3 separate regions of the Homo sapiens genome follow, and all the other regions are linked to region 1. A link is a contact called in ENCODE Hi-C or POLR2A ChIA-PET data. All regions are on one chromosome and are shown on one strand. Each heading gives the region's core, a stretch centred on a gene start or an enhancer-like site at or near the end of the contact. The rest is flanking DNA. Distances are from core to core; before and after follow the strand shown. Region 1 holds the start of BCL10 (BCL10 immune signaling adaptor). Region 2 holds the start of PKN2 (protein kinase N2). Region 3 holds the start of GTF2B (general transcription factor IIB).

What was found. A loop is a pair of places that touch in the nucleus more often than their neighbours do. ChIA-PET counts read pairs that join two places held with the same protein, here RNA polymerase II (POLR2A). Pooled maps may share reads with other maps.
Region 2: a loop to region 1 is called in a map of B cell, with 22 times the contacts of the local background. The contact joins the promoter of PKN2 here to the promoter of BCL10 in region 1. A Hi-C loop is called at or near these places in 4 of 168 maps with a recorded cell type or tissue (B cell, CD4-positive, alpha-beta memory T cell, CD8-positive, alpha-beta T cell and 1 more), 4 of 37 single-sample maps with no recorded cell type and 11 of 50 pooled maps. POLR2A ChIA-PET finds 5 or more read pairs at or near these places in 3 of 52 experiments (GM12878, activated CD4-positive, alpha-beta T cell and activated naive CD4-positive, alpha-beta T cell).
Region 3: a map of naive thymus-derived CD4-positive, alpha-beta T cell shows a loop between it and region 1 (21-fold over the local background). The contact joins the promoter of GTF2B here to the promoter of BCL10 in region 1. A Hi-C loop is called at or near these places in 1 of 168 maps with a recorded cell type or tissue (naive thymus-derived CD4-positive, alpha-beta T cell) and 9 of 50 pooled maps. POLR2A ChIA-PET finds 5 or more read pairs at or near these places in 1 of 52 experiments (activated B cell).

Annotation. Positions count from the first base shown.
Region 1 is chr1:85,274,143-85,278,198 of GRCh38, reverse strand. BCL10 (BCL10 immune signaling adaptor) reads left to right here and starts at 1,567. Exons shown (of 3, transcript NM_003921.5): 1 at 1,567-1,903. The coding sequence starts at 1,847. BCL10-AS1 (BCL10 antisense RNA 1) reads right to left here and starts at 1,841. Exons shown (of 2, transcript NR_045484.1): 1 at 1,402-1,841; 2 at 111-558. RefSeq lists enhancers at 1,267-1,969, 1,175-2,374.
Region 2 is chr1:88,681,473-88,685,861 of GRCh38, reverse strand. PKN2 (protein kinase N2) reads right to left here and starts at 1,589. Exons shown (of 22, transcript NM_006256.4): 1 at 1,234-1,589. The coding sequence starts at 1,281. PKN2-AS1 (PKN2 antisense RNA 1) reads left to right here and starts at 658. Exons shown (of 4, transcript NR_110682.1): 1 at 658-698. RefSeq lists enhancers at 1,315-1,394, 1,425-1,754.
Region 3 is chr1:88,888,401-88,893,012 of GRCh38, reverse strand. GTF2B (general transcription factor IIB) reads left to right here and starts at 1,446. Exons shown (of 7, transcript NM_001514.6): 1 at 1,446-1,530. The coding sequence starts at 1,514. RefSeq lists an enhancer at 1,161-1,270.

The sequences.
Region 1 (4,056 bases), core at 318-2,817:
ATAAATTCCATGAGGAAAGAGATTTTTATTGGTTTTGTTCACAGCTGTTTTCCTAGCACCTAGAACAGTGTCTGGCACATAGTGGACATTCAAAACACATTTGTTAAATGAAAGGATTCATCCTAAAGTTAAGGATGGTTCAGTAAATCGGATGGAAGATGATGAAAAATTAAGCAATTAGAAAAAAACTGTCCTTGTGTAATGTGTCAACATGGAAACAGGACATAATGTAAACATCAGAATCCCTTGCTGTGATTCTGGTTTTTGTGGCTCTGGTTACATTGTTTTTTTGTGTGTGTTTTTTTTTTTTTTTGCTTTCCCGTTTCTTAAACATTGGCGTTCCCAAGTTTCTCCTTGGTCCTCCTGTCATTTTTATCTACTCTCGTAGCTTCAAATACCATCTAGTTTATAGTTTATTTAGCATGTTGTCCAAGCCACCGTCTTGGGCCCAGGGCTCTACCTGTAGCTTTTCATCCACACTTCTCAGGTTGCTTCTTACACAGCGCCATAGTAGTTAAAATACGGTCTGGGGATAGTCGTCTCTTCATCAGTCTCCCCCTATAAAATGGAGGACTCATAGTATAAGTTGCCTAGAACATATTAGTAAGGACTCAATAAATGTTTGAGTAGGATGAGCTGGGTGGCTCATGCCTGTAGTCCCTGCACTTTGGGAAGCCGAGGCGGGTGGATGGCTTGAGCCCAGGAGTTTGAGACCAGCCTGGGCAACATGGCGAAACTCCATCTCTATAAAAAATACAAAAAAACTAGCTGGACTCCCAGCTGCTTGGTGGCTGAGGTGGAAGGATCGCCTGAGCCCTGGAGGTGGAAGCTGCAGTGAGCCGAGAATCGCACCACTGCACTCCAGCCTGGGCGACAGAGTGAGATCCTGTCTCAATAAATAAATAAATAATCAGTTGAGTGCATACTGTGTGCCCAACTACCTTTAAGAACTTTACATATGATCCCGGCAGCCCTAAAAGGTAAGCATATCTATCTCCATTACACAGATTAACTAATGAGGAAAAGCTATGTTTATAATGAACAGTGACCAAAAAGTATGCAAACGTTAAATGAGGTGTTAAAGTGGTGGGATTGTAGGTGGTTTCTTTTTTTCTTTCAAAAATTTGTTTAGTATTGTAGTTAGGCTGTTTGTGTGTATGCATGTGTATGTGTGTATGAGTGCGTTTGTGTGTGACCAAAACAGTAACTGGCAAACGTAACAACAGGAAATTGTAGGGCAGGGTCTGGGAAAAGGGGAGGAACCCAAGGTACTGACAAGCCCAGACCGGACTCCCCCGAAGTGAGCAGGCAGCAAAGGCTGAGAGTGCCAGCTGCCTGGGCACTGACGGACCCCACCCACGGAAACGATGCCTTATGAGGAAGCTAACCCGGGCCACTTACCGACGACCTGCGCAGGCGTGGCTTGAGGAAACGCCCGCTGTGGGCGGAGCCACCCGAAAGGCTCCGGTCGGGGGCGGGAACAGGATCGGCCCGCGGGCTGGCGTCGATAGGCTGCCGCAGAGACAGGGCGGGCTCTGCTAAGCGACGCGCCTCGCCGTGGGGCGGTGCCTGCGCCTGAGCCTCTACGAGAGGGAAGGAACGCTGCTCCGAGCTCCGCGTCGCGTCGCGTAGATTCGCGTCGCCGTCGACCTCAGAGGCGGGGCCGGAAGCGCTACGGTTTGACCCCCGAGTCCCTCTGTTCCCGAAGGGGCGGCCGTCTTTCTCCCGACCCGCTCCGCCTCCTCTCCTTCTTCCCCATTACCCGGAGGCCGAAGCCCCCAGCCAGGGCGGGGCGGCGCAGCCCGAGCTCCCGGACCCGGAAGAAGCGCCATCTCCCGCCTCCACCATGGAGCCCACCGCACCGTCCCTCACCGAGGAGGACCTCACTGAAGTGAAGAAGGACGTGAGTAACGCAGCTGTGCCCAGGGCGGGCGGGGGCGGGCTGCAGCCCAGCGGGAGACGAAAGCGGAAGCCTGGAGTCCGAGGACAAGGAGGATCCTCCAGGTCGGAGGAGCGGAAAGTCCTAGCACAGGAGGACTGTGGCGAGCCCTGCATCCGAGGGACCTTGGTGGCAGTGATCCTCCAGTGATCTGTCAATCCAGGTTTTACATCGCTAAACGCAGAGCTTGGGCTTTGTTGCCAAGTGGTGTTTTGATTCTTGCCCACTCCTCACCCATCTCCTCATGCTTTCCCCCCAACTGGGTTCTTGGAGATGCTTCGTTAGGGACTGGCGGCTCAGATTCATCCTTAAGTCAGGCTGCCTAGGCTGCTCACTCAGCCTAGAGCGAAGGCTGTACCAGGTGAAGGATCCCAAGCAGTGGACCAAAAATGTGAAGCTCTTTTGCATAAGGGGGCTTGAGGAAGCTCAACAGCTGAAAGCACAACCTGGAATTCCCCTAGTAAGCAGACGCCCACATATTTAAATTGGGGTTGGGGGAGTGAATACACGTAGCTGAGAATTAATGTACAGGTAAACGTCGAAAATATTCAGTAGCTAAATTATGCTCTTCTCGGATGGTGCAGAACCACATAAACCTTCATATTTATTCGTAACGAATGGCTTTGTTGAGATATGACATTCTTTTTCCTTTGCGTTTACTTGTTTTGTCAGATGAGACCTATATGAGTATCACTAAAATACTTTATCTGAAGTCAAATGAAAAACAGAAACTCAACATGAAACGTGTTCTTATTGAACACTGCAGTACTTTTACAAAGTCATTTTGATGAACTGGACAGGATGGCAACTTTTTAAATGTTCATCCACTTCAAATCCCTTCCTCTTCCCTGTAAGGTTTATTACACTGTACTCACAATTGGTGTGACTCACCAGCAGAAGGAAACTGGATATGACTGGGAGTTGTGCTTAGTTTCCTCATTCAACAGAGATTTATGGAGCACTTGCTATATGGAAAGCACTGGCCTTGGGTCTGGAAGGATACAAAAAAATGAAGATCAGTTTCCTGCTTTACATTCTAGTTGAGATAAGAATGGAACATAAATAACTACTGTAGAATAAATGTTGTCTTATTCATGGTGAGTGCCAGTAAAACCTTGAACTTCCAAGAGCTAGGCCTCCTATGTTCCAGATGCTGTGTCACACAGTTTACAATGTTCCCACTTAACCTTCGCAACAACCTCTAAAGAAGATAATTGCCATTCCCATTTTACAGCTAATAAAACAGGAACTGAGAAATTACAAGTGGAAGGAAATAAGATCTGTATACAAGTACAGATGTGAAGAGTGGCTTCCAGGTCTTTGTTCTTCTCTGTCAATTCATTGATGTTATCTGTCTTCAGGATTTCATTTTACGCCTATATCAGAAATAAATAACCTTGAGGAAACCATGGATGGGTTTCAAAAGGTCTATGAAAGAAACTATGTGCATGCTTTTTTCTTAGAGGTTTTTTTCATGATATTTTCAAAATGTCTTCTGATCTTAGAGAGTTTTAAAATTATCCACATATTTGGACTTTTCTCTCCACTCTAGGTCCTTATTTCCAAATGTCTACTGGAAATCTACTTTTATATCCTACAGATTGCTCACCTTGTCAAATATTGAACTTTTACTATCCTTTTCCCAAAGTTGCTTACTGTTGCTGCTGTATTGCCTTTCTTGATGAATGGTGTGCTACCACCCTTTGTCTTGGGACCTCCCACTTCTTTAGTGTCTCCCCCTCCTCCTATCTAGTTATTTGCCTCATTGTGTTAGTTGGATTTAGTACAGTTTAATAAATATGGATTACATGCTACTGTGAGGCTGATACTGTGGTTGGTTCTAACAGTTCAAAAATTAAAAATGAAAACACAATCCTAACTTGAAAAGAGCTCAATTTCTTGAGGGGGATTGTTTTAAATCACAAAATAAGTGCAGTGAGTTTTGCATTCAACTGAAACATTAACTACTTGGTGCCCTAGTAAGTGCAGGATATACAGTGTTGGCTAAAACATACCTCGTAGCTGCCTGCTTCAAACAGAGACGTTAGTTTAAAACAAATAAATAAATTTTGTTTTCATTATTGCAATTACTATGAAGGAATCAAACAGTGCCAAGA
Region 2 (4,389 bases), core at 340-2,839, 3.4 Mb before region 1:
TTAAAAAGTATATTTAAACAAGAAATTTAGATGCAGTTGCAATACTTAATTTTGACATCAACTCTTCAGAATTTCTTGATTTAGTCTTTTTTTTAAAAAAAATTAACTGTCCAACACACAAAAAGAAATGCAGGCATGCTATTTTTTTCTCCTAATTCCCATCTACAATCTTTGAGTAGCTAAAAGATAACTATATTAAAATAAAGCAAAATAACTTTTAAGTCAAAAAACAAACATCTCTGGAACACTCCCAAGTAATGAAAAACCCGACAGGGTAGCTTAAGTCCCCATGTACACCATAGAGATCTAAAGAAAATCGTGCCTACATTATCAAATATTTATCTGGAAATGGGAAATAACATTGCTACTCGACATGACTTAACTAAGCGATCTACTTTGCTCTCATCTTTTGCAGACATGTGGTGCCCAATGTTTTCCCTTAGTCGACTGCTTTCTCATTAGTAAACAACTTATTAGCTCTTTCTCTGGTGCTCAAATGAGAGGGAAAATGAAAGTCTGAAAAGCATCAGCATCTGAGCTCCCGGATCTGGGCAGGGGTAGCAGAGAAAGGCACCCTGTATTTATCACTCGGTTAAAAAAAAAAAAAGAAAGGAAAAGAAAAGAAAAAGATAACCCTCAAAATAGAGGAAAGAAACTCTGTCACCTGAAGAGGGCTGCTGAAGTGAAGCAAACATTTGGTGAGACTCGTTTTTTAAAAAAACTTGTCTAGGGGCTGGAAGTTATGGGGGCGCTCTTTGTGCGGAGTCTGAGGGGAGGGGGAGGGACAAGAAAACAGCTTGGGAGTCATTCAAAGGAGTTTAAGGAGCGGTGTACGGAGGAAAGGCGGGGCGGGGCCCGGCCGCGCGAAGGGAGGGGGCAACAGGGGCGTTCGCGGGTAGCTCTGACACCGAGGGAGGGGGCGACGGGCCGGCCTCTCCGGGGACCAGGCGAGAGCAGGCTCCCGCTGCAGCAGGGCTGCAGAGATGGGGTCCCCTCTGGTAGGCAGAATCAAACCAAAGCGGTGGCAGGCCAGGGCTTTGGCGGGGGAGAGGGTCCGGCTCCCCAGGGAAGCGGTTCCCCGAGGGAAGCATTTCCCGAGTGACATCCCGGAGTTTCCGCACTTAGCGGGCTAGGGGCGCGGCGGCCGCAGGGCTTTCCTCGGTCCCCGACGCCGCGCGGGGCTCTCTCCCTGTCTCCTCCGCCAGCGCCTCTCACCAGGGCCGCGGCCCTTACCTGCAGTTCCGTGAGCAGAATCTCCCCCCGTTCGGGGTTGGACGCCATTGCGCTCCGGTATGGACTCCGCACCTGGACGCGGCCGCCTCTGGCGAAGGGAGAAGGCGGGACGGGGCTCGGGGTGGGGGTGAGGAGAGGGGAGAGAAAGAAAAAAAAAAAAACAACTAGGGATTCATGGAGGCGCAGCCCCTGCTGGAGGCGCGGCTTATTCCGTCCGGTTCATCGAGAGCGGCGGGGAGCTAGGGCACTCGTAGCGGGCTTCCTCTCGCCGCCCTCACCGGACTGTTCGTCTAGTCGCTCCCTCTGGGCGACGCCAGGAGCCGCCTCAAGCCTCTCCGTGCGGGCGCTGCGGCCGCGGCTGCAGCTCCTCCTGTCGCACCATTTGGCTGTCACCGCGTCGCAAAAGCGGCCTCACTTGGCGGCTGCCAGCACACGTGACGGCGGCAGCCACTGCCCCTCATCGGGCAGGGAAGGTGGGGCGGAGGGGTTCCCTAGGGCGAACGCGGCGAGGGGGCGGGGCGTCTTCCGACCCGACTCCGCGGCGAGGGCAGCCATTGGACTCGGCTGGGGTGAAAATGAGGGGAAAGGACTGGGCTCGAGTCTCTGGGGAGGCGGGAAGAGGAAGAAAACACACGCCTACTTTCCTGCTGCGTTTAACGGCTTCACTGTGAACGCTAGAACTCGGGAGCCTGCTCGCTGTTGTTTTTTCGGGTTTCGTTTTTTTTTTCTTTCTTTTTTTTTTTTCCCAGTTCCACCTTGCCGAAACTTGGGCCTAACTTTAACAGGCCCTTTTCTAACCTCCATAACCCAAAGAGCTTCGGGACTCAGATCTTACAGATTATTCCTCTGCTCTCCCCTTGACCCCCACGTCAACCCAAACTAATAATCTTGCCTTTTGCTCACCCTCAAACCCAGCCCCCAGCGCGCCTTCTCGACCAGTTAAGGTGCACAGCTAGCTAAACGGGTATGGTCTGTACTTTTCATGAAATGTAAGCGGCTGGATCCCTGGCAACTTTTAATGTACGGCCTTTAAGATGTCTTTTTCTTGAGGTTGAACTACTGTTGCTTGTACTGGAGAACTGTACAGAGCTGAGAATTAGCTGGGTTTTTTTGGGTTGTTTTAACTTTATTTAAGGGAGGGGGAGGTGGGACGGGATTACCCTCGGGAAAGGAAAAAAGCCACCTTTCCTTGGCGTGGTAAGCATTAAAGCTAACCTGACTACTTAGTAAAATATAGCTAAGTAAAGTAAATCTAGGTGTTTGTTTTTAATGACACTATGGTATTAAGGAATTTCGAAGTCTCCTACAGGTAGCTTTTGTTTTTGTTTTGTCTGAGCAGTGAATGGATAGGTAAACGCGTAACTTTTGATTTTTTGAAGCTGCGGTACAATACCTTTGTTAAAACTACCTGGAGAGAGTGGTAAGGGTTATTTAGGTACGTTGCTACTTAGAAAGGGCATTCGTTGACATATTTCTTAGGAAGTGTAACATTATGTACTTCTCACACGCTCCATGTAACTCTGTTGGCCTGATGCCAGGACTTAACGTCTATCCTTTTGCCTTCTCAAGTCTCATACATCAATTCAGCAAACATGTATTGAAGATCTGGAGTTCTGTGGCCACAGTTTCTGAACTCTAACTTATCATATGTGTGATAAAGAATTTTTCTGGTGTGTACTTCACAAGTCTTACAACTATTTATGTGTCTAGTATATTGCCTTGGTTGAAGATGATAATTAAATACATGAAAGAACACTTGGAAAGGCCGGGATATGATTACCTTTACTGGTAACTAAAAGCCAGATGGTTTCCTAGGCTTTGGAGTTACAGAAAGGATTAGGAGTTCTTATCCGGCCAGGCGCAGTGGTTCACGCCTTTAATCCCAGCACTTTGGAAGGCCAAGGCTGGCCGATCATCTGAGGTCGGGAGTTCGAGACCAGCCTGGCCAACTTGGTGAAACTGTCTCTACTAAGAATACAAAAACTAGCTGGGCGTGGTGGTGTGCGCCTGTAATCCCAGCTACTCGGGAGGCTGAGGCAGGGGAATTGCTTGAACCCAGGAGGTAGAGGTTGCAGTAAGAGTGAGACACTGCCTCAAAAAAAAAAAAAAAAAGGTACTTATCCTTGGGGTGACTGGAGAATTCTTTGGGGAAGCCAACTTATGTCCGAACAACAATAATGCCATTTTAAGTAATAGATACAGTGTTAGGGGAGCACTGCATGCATTTGTGTGTGTGTGTGTATAATGTTTTATTATGGTAAAATGCATAATCAAATTTATTATAACCATAAGTGTACAATTCAGGGGCATTGAATGCACACAGATTTATTTATTTATTTATTTTTGAGACAGAGTCTCGCTGTGTCACCAGGCTGGAGTGCAGTGGTGCCATCTCAGCTCACTGCAACCTCCGCCTCCCAGGTTCAAGTGATTCTCCTGCCCCAGCCTCCTGAGTAGCTGGGACCACAGGCGCATGCCAACACTCCTGGCTAACTTTTGTATTTTTAGTAGAGACGGGTTTCACCATGTTGGCCAGGTTGGTATCGATCTTTTGACCTCGTGACCCTCCTGCCTCGGCCTCCCAGAGTGCTGGGATTACAGGTGTGAGCCACCGTGCCTGGCGTACAAATTTATTTTTGTCAAGGCTTACTGCAGAATGGATTTGAGATGGCTGACATGCACATAGAAGGTGATTAATAATGGTGGAACTAAGAGTTAACTGTGCAAGGGCTTAGAAATACAGTCAATGAGCAGTCTTTGTAAAAATTAATTTAGATATAAATGTTCACATTTCAGCATCATGTAATTTTAGAACTAGAAGTGACTTGAAATATCTAGCTTAACTCCTATTGTAGGTAGGAAAAAAAATTAATAGTTTCCTTAGCTAATTAGAAGCAAGACAGCAGTATTACTTAGTGGCAGAGATGGGGACTATTACCTAAGTCTCCTAATTGCCATCCATGCTTGTTTTAACCTTCACCATGCCACTATAATAACTTTAAATTGATATTAAACTGAAAGCATTAAATTTTTACCGTAGAAAAAGACTTTAAATGTTACACACTTCTAATGTTAAAAGTGTTAATAATTAAAAAAAATTTTTTTGAGACAGTCTCGCTCTTTTGCCCAGGCTTGACTGCAGTGGCATGATCATAG
Region 3 (4,612 bases), core at 197-2,696, 3.6 Mb before region 1:
TACTCGGGAGGCTGAGGCAGGAGAATGGCGTGAACCTGGCAGGCGGAGCTTGCAGTGAGCCCAGATCGCGCCACTGCACTCCAGCCTGGGCGACAGAGCAAGACTCCGTCTCAAAAAAAAAAAAAAAAAAGGAAAACCCCAACTTTCCACACCTAAGTAACAAAAGAACCAGACGTTACTCCCTTTGCAACCCCCTCCCCACTACACAACCACACACACACACACACACACACACACACACACTTTAGCCGTGTGGCAGATGTGAAATTGAAAGTATCTCTGATTCGTTGCTTTCTGCAACCAATCAGACGCTTGCATAGGAGTGTAACTTTGTAACTTCACTTTAGCCTCTGATTGGTTGCTTTCCACAACCAATCAGACTGATTGTGGAGCCACTACTTCATTTACATAGGGTGTACACCATGTAACCAATGGGAAACCTCTAGAGGGTATTTAAACCCCCGAAAATTCTGCAAAAGGAGTCTTGAGCTGGTATTACCTTTTCGTTTTCAATAAATCTCTGCCTTTATTCCTTCATTCTTTCCTTAGTTTGTGCGTTGTGTCCAGTTCTTTGTTCAAAACGCCAAGAACGTGAATACTCTCCACCGGTAACTGTTATTGTTGTTAGTAATAGTGGTATTACAATTTTGACGTTAGTTTGGCTAATTAATAAATCTAGGGATATTTTGCAATATCTAGATGTTCTCGCAAGTTTTCTATATGTAGCTATCAGCCAACGTTACAAAGGCCGTGAAAAAAAAATGATCAGAGCATGGCCCATATCGTCGTGCCTCTTGTGTACACATTGGTTTCACGTAGTTTTGTTTCATCTTCTGCCAATTCTAAAAGGGTATGCAAGGCAAGATACCATAACCTATATAAACTTACATGACCTGTATAAAGGACGTGCCTAAGAAGACAACATGCTAGCTGATGACAGATCCTGAACAGACACCTGTTCTGGATGACCTAAGTGAGTTTCTCCTTTTATTTCAAATTTCTTAGAAAGAATCACCCTTGGGGCACGTAAGAACTGGCTCAAATGGGAGTGCCTGACGCGGGGTGGGGGGCTGGGGGCGGGGTAGGTGGTGGCCGTGAGAAGGTAGCCGTGAGAAGGTGGGAGAGGAAGGGGTGGTTAAACTATTAGGGATGCAGGCTTTGGCACCACTACGAAGCCAGGGTTTTCTTTGTGTTTTAACTGTCAGATTGAGAGTAGCTCTGTTGTAGCCCCTTTGCAGGGTTCCCATGAGACTTTTCCTAGGTAGTTACGTTGACTCGCTTAGCAACATAGCAAATTACAGAAACGGAGTAAGAACGTAAGAAATCGCAAAGCACGTGACGTATGGGATCTCACTGTTCTTGGCCCTTCTCCCGACCCGTAGCCCTGCTCTGCTACGACTGCGTGGGTGAGTCGTCTATAAAAACTCATCTCTGCGCGTCTCTTCGCCACATTCGCTTCCTGCTTTCGGTGTGTCTGTTGTGTCTTGTTGCGGGCACCGCAGTCGCCGTGAAGATGGCGTCTACCAGCCGGTTAGTATGTCCCGCCGAGCCCGGCGAGCTGAGGGGCGGGCGCGAGCGCCGCCGGCTTTTAGGCGGCCTCCGGGCAGCCTCGTAGGGCTGAGCGCCTAGGGGTATGGGAGAGAAGCGGCGGGACTGGCCGACGGGCCGGGACAAAGGCACTTCCAGACGGCAGGACTGTCAGGGTGTCGCAGGGGTTACCGAGCTGTTGACGTTATTGCCCTGGAGTCTTATGTAGATATCACCCTATGTGGGTCCTGGTGGGCTACTGTGTCCCCAGTCCTTGCCCTCGTATCTTTTCCCAATATTTCAATCTCCCTTTATTTTCTCTTCTTCCCACCCTCCCTCCTCTCCTCCCCCGCGCCCCCCCCCCCGCTTGTTTTTTTCATCTACGGCCCAAACAACCCGAGGGTCCGTAATTTCTCCTTTTCAAAGGAACGGGAAACAGTTAGTTTCAGGTTCCTATCGATCTGACAGCTAGGAAGTTGGGAACGTCAGCATTGGTAAGCCAGATGGAACCTGGTTGGTTACCATCACAGCGGGCCTCGGAAGTGGAAGCTAGAGCCATCGGAAGAGTTGATTAGTTCCCTGCTAAAGGATTTGTTTACAAATATCGTTGCCTGTGTACTTCTGAAGAAAATCTTGCCAAAGAAAATTAGTTATATGTGCTGGGAGGTCGCTTTTTAGTATATATTTAAGAATGCAGTGTACTCATATCTACAGGAAATGCATGCAGTACCCTCAGAAACAGCCTTTAATCTTGTGACCTGAAAAATGCTTGCAGACCCTAATTATGTCTCTCATTACCACTGTGAGGTAGATATTAGTATTTTTGCATAAGTGTAAACTGAGTCATGCCAATGTTGACTTTTCCAAGAGTCGTGTTAGAGTGTAGAGTCTAAGACAACCTGTTTCCTGTTATCCACACCTGGCCTTTGGTTAACTAATCCTGTGTTGAAAGTATCAAATTAATTCTACAGCTTCTGGAACTCTGGCACTATTTTTCTGACCCTGCTATCATCTGTGGAATTGGTTAATTTCACAGTGAAAGCCATTTTTACAAAATAGCCTTTTCTGGTAACTGCCAAGACTTACATTTTATGATTAGAAAAGGAATTTGGGGTGGGAGGCAGCTTTAGCTAATATACTGTTTGAACAGAACTCATAAAGCCAGTGACACTCTTGTTTACTGATTCTGATTCTTGGATTGGATGCTCAGTCATTCTATCTGGGTGTTGTTCTGTCGGGTAAGGCCTCCTTGTAGGTAAATGGAAAACTTGGGCTCCCCAGATCACTCAAATACGACTTAAAATTCTACCATGGCTTTTTTTTTTTTTAATTCTATCATGGCTTTTTAAGTCTGAAATTTTTTTCTAGATATGTGCAATTTATGTATCATAGCAGTTATTGCTCAAGTTTTTCTATCAGTGACAACAAAGAAAGTTAAATGCAGTATTTTTTATTTTATGGAACAGGCCTGGGCTGAAGTGTAGGTGGCACGATCATGGCTCACTGCAGCCATGACCTCCCCAGTTCAAGTGATCCTCCCACCTCAGCCTTCTGAGTAGCTGGGACCATAGGTACACACCACGTGCCTGGCTAATTTTTTTATTTTTAAATTTTATTAATTTTTATTTTTGTGGAGACAAGGCCTAGTTACATTGCCCAGGCTGGTCCTGAACTCCTGGGTCCAAGCAGTCCTCCGGCTTTGGCCTACCAAAGTGCTGTGGTAACAGGCATGAGCCACTGCGCCCAGCCTAAATATAATATTTCTACCTTTTGCATGTTTTTCCCTCAGGAAGGTGTATTGTCACTAGGCCATGAAACTGGCTGGTGTCCTCACAGAGGAGTACAAATGTTCTGAGTTCAAATGTAAGCTCCGCCACTTATTAGTTCCATGACTTCAGGCAAATCATTCTCTGAGCATAATTTTTTAAATGTGAAATAGTGCCTTTCTTGCAGGATTGTTGTGGAGATTGACAATAATAAATGTATAACACAAGTAATACAGTCCATGCCCAATAAATGATAGCTATAAAATGGGGTTTGGGATTATCTGGTACTTGAGTAGTCTCGAATCGTTTTAATGTCAGTGGTGGTGGTTTCTCTATTCCTCCCTATTGTTTCTCTCTGTTACCACCTTCACCACCCCATTTGTATGGTTCCTCTTCTGTATTGTGGGTAATTTGATTAAGTTTACTAATTTAGCATACTTTTATTTTGATAGGTAACACATACAAATGGTCCAAAAGCAAAATTGCAATAGACTAAAACCATGAAAAGTAGTCTTCCTCCTTTCCTAGCTCCCAGCCATCTAAGTCTCCCTGGATCAGCCATAATTACTAGTCTCTTGGTGTTTTCCTAGTGTTTATGCTTTAACAAATGTATAGGAATAGTTCTAACCTCTCTTCCCCCACGAAAGTGACCTAATTTAAACTCCATTCACTACCTTGCTTTTACCTTTTTTTAATGAAGTTAGCACATTTTAAAAGTGGGCAGCTCAGTTACAAAGTGAGCACATACATATAGCTCCTACCCAGGTAAGGAAATCAGATACCACTAGCACTAGCTAAGACACTAGCAAAGTCTCTGTCCTCAGTCATTCCCCCTCCTTTGAGAAAACCACATCCTGATTTCTAACTCCATCAATTCATTTGGCCTGCTTTAAAGTTGTCATAAATGGCATATGTATTCTGCTGTCTAGATTCTGTTAGTATTTTGAGGTTCATCCATGTTATGGTGTATGGTTAGTTCATACTTTTCAGCTTTGTATAGGTTTTCTACCTTATTCTTCACTCTTCATATCTTTGAGATGTTTCTGTATCATTACACAAACTATAGTTTTCTATCTACTTTTTAATACTGCAGAGATATTAGTTCTTAGCACGTGTTGCACATGGCCTCCTCTTTTACTAATTTGTAATTACTGTTACTCTGCTAACATTTTCCTTTATTTCAACATGGTTTTTCATAATTTATATCAACTGTTTAATTTTATTTGTCATAATTTATTAAAATACTTTCCTTAGAGGAATTTATGGAATAAACACAAATATGAAGTAATACTCATCCCCCCGTGTTCCCAATGAGAAGA